Linked DNA regions of Homo sapiens: region 2 is linked to region 1. Evidence: chromatin contacts called from ENCODE Hi-C or POLR2A ChIA-PET data. All regions are on one chromosome and are shown on one strand. The core of a region is the stretch at or near the end of the contact, and the rest is flanking DNA. Distances in the headings are between cores, read along the strand shown. Region 1 holds the start of ADNP (activity dependent neuroprotector homeobox). Region 2 has its middle 22 kb from the start of BCAS1-AS1.

Region 1 (3,145 bases), core at 412-2,911:
GAACTGGGTGTGTGGGGATGGACATCATTAACATGACAAACACAGAAACAGTTTGGTTCTTTTTCCCTCCTAAGCCTTTGTCTGTGAAATGGGGTTATGGCAAGAAGTGTCCAGAGTAACTGGTAAATTCAAGAAGATTAAGAAGACTTCGTGTGTGGGGGGTGTGTGTGTGTGGCTAAAAAGGATATCAGACCTAGAGTCTTGGTCTTGGGCAGAAGAGGAAGAGAAGCAATCGCGCCTTTTCCAGCAGACAGGGATCAAGGTTGGGGGGGAGGGGAAGGCAGGCAGGCCTCCCAGAGGAAAGAAGAGGTGAATACGAGTGTGTTCACAAAACTACTCCCCATTCATTACATTAAAAAAAAATCTTTTTGCAGCTCTCTGGATTTCCATTTTCTACCACCTTACTGCAAAGTTGGGGCTCAGAATGTTCGAAAGAGGTGCTGACCAGGCAGCTGAGATTGGGGAAAAGGGATGGTGGTGAACTGTGGTCAGGATAAGAGGAAAGCTGGCAGGTTGGGGAAGAAGGATTGCACAGGGGAGGCAAAGACTCACTCCATGCCATGCATGCTCCCCGCCCCCCCCAACCCCGTCCCCCCTCCCCCAGGTAAGGGTGGGCAGACCTGGCAGAAGGCTGGTTCAAGGCATGGGGGTGTGCGTGGGGGGGCTCCTTTTGGGGGTGGGGGGCGGACGGGATTAGTTCCAGGATGGGAGAAGCTCGGTTCTGGCTGGGGGAGATGCCCTTAGCTGCAAAAGCTCCGGGCGGCCAGGCAGAGTGCTGGCCTCGGTGGGCTCACAGGGCGGAGAAGGGGGTCGGGCTGCAGGAGGAGGCGCCTGGACCTCCGGAGCAGAGTCGGGTAGCGGTCCGTGCCGGGACGGGGGACCCGTCGGCGCCGGGGTGTGCAAAGGAGCGTGTGTGCGGCTGGAGGGCGGCGATGCGAACAACAATGCGCCCGCGCCCGGGGCCAGGCTGCACTGGCGGCCGCGCGGGCCGGGGTCGGGAAGCCAGGCAGGGCAGGGCCGCGGGTCCGCGCGCGGCGGCGCCGGGCTTACCTTGACTCGGCCTCGAGGCGCGCGCGGGGCCGGCGTGCTCGGGGGCCGGACAGCGGCGGCGGCGGCGGGCGGATGGCGGCGGCACGGCGGTGGCGGCAGCGGGGAGGGCGCGCCCGGGGCCTCGTCGCGCTCCGGCTCGGCGGACTCCGGCTCGCGCCGCGGCCGCGGGTGCTGCCGGGGGGCGCGGCGGGCGCAGCAGAGCGGCGGGCGGCGGCGGCGTCGTCGAGCGGTGCAGACAAAGGAGGGGCGGAGGGAGGAGACGGAGGGTGTGGGAGAGGCGGCTTCACCGGCGCGGGCGGCGGCGGCCGCGCTCCTCTCGCTCCTCAGCAGCGGGGACCGAGAGAGGGAGCTGTGTCTGAGAAGACGCCAAAATCCCCCTTAGCGCTGCCTGCGGGAGGGGGAGGGGGCACAAGATGGCGGCGGCCGGGGGGGGGGGGGCGGGAGTTCAGCTCATGGATCCCGGCGGGCGGCGGAGGGGAGACCGGGCCGGCGGAGGCGGCGGCGGCAACGGGCGGGGGAGGGGGCTGATCCCGCGTCTCCCCTCAGCAGACAATACAAGCGCCTCGGACCGAGTCCCCGAACCTGCCCTAGCCAAAATGGCGGCCGAGAAAGAGCGGAAGTGACGTAAGTGCCTCATTAGCATAAGAGGACTCATTGTCCAGCTAAATAGGGGGGGGCAGTGGGGACAGCACCCCTAACCCCCTTTTCCCCAGGGGGGGTTCCTCTTACTCCCACCCCTGCTTGCACCTAACTTTTCCTGAGGGAGGGTGCTCTCAGCACCCCCACCCCCGCTTGAGGGAAATTATATAATCCCCACTGAGGGGGGAGCTCTCGCGAGAACCAGGCGGATTTGCCATTGACCCACTAGGAGGCGCCGCGGATAATGGCCGCAGTGCGCTCCCGGGGCCCGTGTGCTCGGCGGGCGCCTTCCTCTGGCCGCAGCGCCGGCGGCGGAGGCAGAAGCAGCGGGCCGCAGCACGCCCAGCACTCAGTCAGGTGGCCGTGCTGGGGATCCCTGCGCGGGCCCAGCTGGGCCTGGACTACATCTGGCGGGAGGGGTGTGCGGGGCGGCCTGGGGCGGCTCCACGTGCTCAGATGCCCGCGCTTCCACGGCTGAGAAGCGGCGGGAAGGCGCCGGGACACCTGGCCGGTCGCCCCTGACGCCTCCTGCCTTAAATGAGGTGTGAGGGCCTCGTGCTTCACACAGCGACTTGAGATGAGACACAACCCCATGGATGCCTTAGCCCTTCCTGGTGGGGTATTCGGTGCAGAGGGGCCGAGATTTTATTAAGGTCCGCCGTTACCCTGTGACTTGACATTCTTCCCAGTCACAGTGATGGACTCTTCTCTGACCTGAATAAAAAAAAAAATGGGAATCCTAGTGCCTTGAGGCCACCCAACTGGTGAAACTTAAGGATGAGAAGTGATGTTGCCAATAGGGGCATTGGCTCTCTGCAAGATCCTTAAACAACACACTTTGTAGTCCTAGGGACATAGCTTTTGGTGCTCCCACAATCTGGGTAGCATAAGACAGCACATGGTTGCTTTGTAAATTTAGGTCAATCCCAACCAATACATTATCTCCTCAACATTTTTGAACCAACCTTTTAAAGTAGGTTGTTCAAAGTAACATTATGATTTAAAGTATCATTGGTTGGTTAAATGTATTGACAAGTAATAGATGTCAATAGTGAGGAATTAACCAAGCCTGTTTCCTTAATATGTGATCTTTAGGTAAATACACCTGTCTTTTGCTGTTTCTTTACATTTCAAGTTAACATAGTTTCAAGCCATACTTAACATCCGAAAATAATCTGAGTTCGCTGCAAGTAGTATAAATTGTGGTTACACATAGCTGTTCAACATCTAAGACTTCAGTTAGCCCTGTTTAACAAACTTTTATACAACACATTTCTGCAATTGTGATAAAATGTATCTTTAAAAGCCAAGTCAGTATTTCAAGGGAAAACAGCTGAAAAAAGTCGTGGAAAAAGGGGTTGGGGCAAAGCATTTGATTCAGAAAACTAAAGAATCTAATTACACACTGCAGAAGACAGATAAAAACTAATATGAAATAAGCAAAGTAAGTTTAAGT
Region 2 (3,160 bases), core at 265-2,764, 3.0 Mb after region 1:
ATGCTTAGTGCAAAAGAGAACCCAAGACATGGAAGTTTAGTTAGGTAGCTTAAAAACAATATTATTGGCCTGGCGCAGTGGCTCATGCCTGTAATCCCAGCACTTTGGCAGGCTGAGGTGGGCAGATCACCTAAGGTCAGTAGTTCAAGACCAGCCTGGCCAACATGGTGAAATCTCATCTCTACTAAAAATACAAAAATTAGCTGGGTATGGTGGTGGGTACCTGTAATCCCAGCTACTTGGGAGGCTGAGGCAGGAGAATCACTTGAACCCAGGAGGCAGAGGTTGCAGTGAGCTGTGATTGTGCCACTGCACTCCAGCCTGGGTGACAGGGCAAGACTCTGTCTCAAAAAAATAAAAAATAAAAATAATATTGTTGCCTCTATCTCCCCTTTCCCTTTCCCCTTCTCTTTCCCTCCCCTCCCCTCCCCTCCCCTCCCCTCCCTTCCCCTCCCTTCTCCTCCCCCTCCCTTCCCCTCCCTTCTCCTCCCCCTCCCTTCCCCTCCCCTCTCCCTTCCCCTCCCCTCCCCTCCTCTCCCTGGCATCTTTTAAAGTGGGTGACAATGGGGTAAGGGTTTAGATCTAGGCTCTAAGTTTAGGCTACCCAGGTTCAACTTCTAATATTGTCACATTAGCTGCTTCCACTTGGGTCCACCTCACCCCTGTAAGCCTCAAGTTCCTCCTCATTTGTAAAAATCGTAGTGTGATACTATCTGCCTTGCCAAGTGCTGGGTGGATTAGAAACAATCATGCATGCATAGCACACGGTAAACGATCACTATTAAGCCACTCCCACATGTCCATTATTGAAGCAGGTGGTGTGAACAAGAGAGGCATGTATGGTCTTTGTTCACAAGCATCTCTCCCTCTCTCCCTCAGCCTTTCTTTCTCTGTCTTTTACACACACACACACACACACACACACACACACACACACACCAGTTAATGACATCAAGGGGGAAGTTAGGAAAGATGAAAAATTGGAGACCAAGACGGTCATAACATGGTTCTAATTTGTGGTTAAGAAATTCATGAAGGAATAGGTCAATGTGTACCCAGAGAAAGGAAAGATTCACTTATGAAGAACGTGGGAGTGAATCACAAGACTGTCACTGTCTGCAACCCTTGAAGGGGCCCCTTGACCATCTTGCTGGGCGATTTGAATCACCAGATGTGGTCTACCACAGTGTCTCTCATGCCGCTGCTCACATATGAACTTCATGATTTTTGCCATATCTCTTGCTGCCTTGTTTAGTGTTGACTTAAGATTTTTCTTTCATTATTTGGATATTGACTACACTGACATAAAAAGGAAACTTTATGTCACTATGGTAAATGGGAGGCTGATTTTCTTGCCACAGATAGAAACTGTGAAAAAAATACATACCGTTTTTTTTTTTAAAGAATGCTTTTTTTAAACTTTTTTTTTAGGTTCAGGGGTACACGTGCGGGTTTGTTATATAGGTAAATTGTGTGTCATGGGGTTTTGGTGTACAGATTATTTTGCCACCCAGGTAATAAGTATAGTACGAATAGGTAGTTTTTCCATCCTCTCCCCACCCCACCCTCCACCCTTAAGTATATATGTGTTCATGAAAATACACAACTATTAAAAGTAATACAGCCAGGTGCAGTGGCTCATGCCCGTAACCCCAGCACTTTGGGAGGCCGAGGCGAGCGGATCACCTGAAGTCAGGAGTTTGAGATCAGCCTGGCCAACATGGTGAAACCTCGTCTCTACTAAAAATACCAAAATTAGCCGGGCGTGGTGGCGTGCGTCTGTAATCCCAGCTACTCGGGAGGCTGAAGCAGAAGAATTGCTTGAACCCACGAGGCAGAGGTTGCAGTGAGCCAAGATCGCATCACTGCACTCCAGCCTGGGCAACAGAGCGAGACTCCACCACAAAAAAAAAAAAAAGAAAAAAAAGTAATACATAATGTTGCCGATAGCTCTCTGAATACCCTTCTGTATCCCACCAGTGTTTGGTATAACATACTTCAGGGTGCACCACTCTTGCAGAAAAAGCTGAAAATTCTGTATCTTTAGTTATTTGATTTTTTTTTTGTTTTAGAAATGGGGTCTGGCTCTGTCACCCAGGCTGGAGTGCAATGGTGCCATCATGGCGCACTGCTGCCTGAATGTCCTGCACTCAAGCTATCTTCCTGCCTCAATCTCCCTAGTAGCTGGGACTACAAGGCGTGAGCCAACACGCTGGCTGGATTTCTGCATCTTTAGGTTCTTAATCCTTAACCTTTTTGCTTCTCAGTTTCTCATCATTAGAATGGGGCTGTTTCACTGTGCACAGTGTCTCACACCTGTAATCTCAGCACTTTGGGAAGCCAAGGCGGGAGAATCTCTTGAGGCCAGGAGTTTGAGATCAGCCTGGGCAACAAATCAAGATCTCCATCTCTACAAAAAATTTAGCCAGGCATGGTGGTGTGTGCCTGTAGTCTTAGCTATTGAGGAGGCTGAGGCAGGAAGATCACTTGAGCCCAGGAAGTTGAGACTGCAGTGAGCTGTGACCACACCACTGCACTCCAGCCTCGGCAACAGAGCAAGACCCTGTCTCAAAAAAAAAAAAAAAAAAAAGAGTGAGGATGTTTATAAAAAGAGTCATTATTATTGAGAAATGACTGAGCTGAGCATTTTGCACCCATTCGTTAATATAGCCTTCATAAAGTTTCCATAATGATGTGGTATTATTGAGGTGGTATCTATGAGGCCACCGAGGCACAAAGAGGTAGTTTTGTTCTGTCACACAGCTTGTCACTGCAAGGAGTGCGAACCCAAGACCATCTGAACATGAAGCCTTGACATCCTGCAGTCCTGCCTCTCTGTGCTAGCCACTTCATGGGGGCTGAGAGCAGCCGAATTAACTAACGATGAAGAAGATGCACTGGGGATAAAGAGGAGAGGCTACTTACTGGTGCTTGCCGTGGGCCAGAGACTCCTGGAAGTACTTTTTCTGTATCAACTCATCTCATCCTCATCATAGACGTATAATGGAAGTCTTAGTATTATTCCCATTTTACAAATAAGGATGTTGAGGTACAGAACCTTTAATTAACTTGCATCCAGTAAGTGCTGAACCTGAATTGGAACCTAAGGGGTCTGGTTCCAGAGCCTGTCCCCCAACCTGATAAAGGCATCACACAGATG

What was found. Hi-C counts contacts between places; a loop is a spot of excess contacts on that map. ChIA-PET counts read pairs that join two places held with the same protein, here RNA polymerase II (POLR2A). Pooled maps may share reads with other maps.
Region 2: a loop to region 1 is called in a pooled map, with 10 times the contacts of the local background. The contact joins the enhancer-like site here to the promoter of ADNP in region 1. A Hi-C loop is called at or near these places in 1 of 37 single-sample maps with no recorded cell type and 2 of 50 pooled maps. POLR2A ChIA-PET finds 5 or more read pairs at or near these places in 1 of 52 experiments (activated B cell).

What each region holds. Positions count from the first base shown.
Region 1 is chr20:50,929,776-50,932,920 of GRCh38, forward strand. It overlaps ADNP (activity dependent neuroprotector homeobox), which reads right to left and starts at 1,662. Exons shown (of 6, transcript NM_001282531.3): 1 at 1,051-1,662. ADNP-AS1 (ADNP antisense RNA 1) reads left to right here and starts at 1,209. Exons shown (of 3, transcript NR_110009.1): 1 at 1,209-1,279; 2 at 1,600-1,674. RefSeq lists enhancers at 491-1,281, 1,701-1,820 and silencers at 881-1,060, 1,201-1,250, 1,401-1,620, 1,920-2,107, 1,971-2,150.
Region 2 is chr20:53,892,322-53,895,481 of GRCh38, forward strand. No RefSeq gene overlaps it. Among named protein-coding and RNA genes, the nearest start is that of BCAS1-AS1, 22 kb to the right of the region's middle. Within about 2 kb of position 1,515, at least 7 of the 41 ENCODE cell types and tissues checked have a DNase peak (open chromatin) inside an H3K27ac peak, as active enhancers do.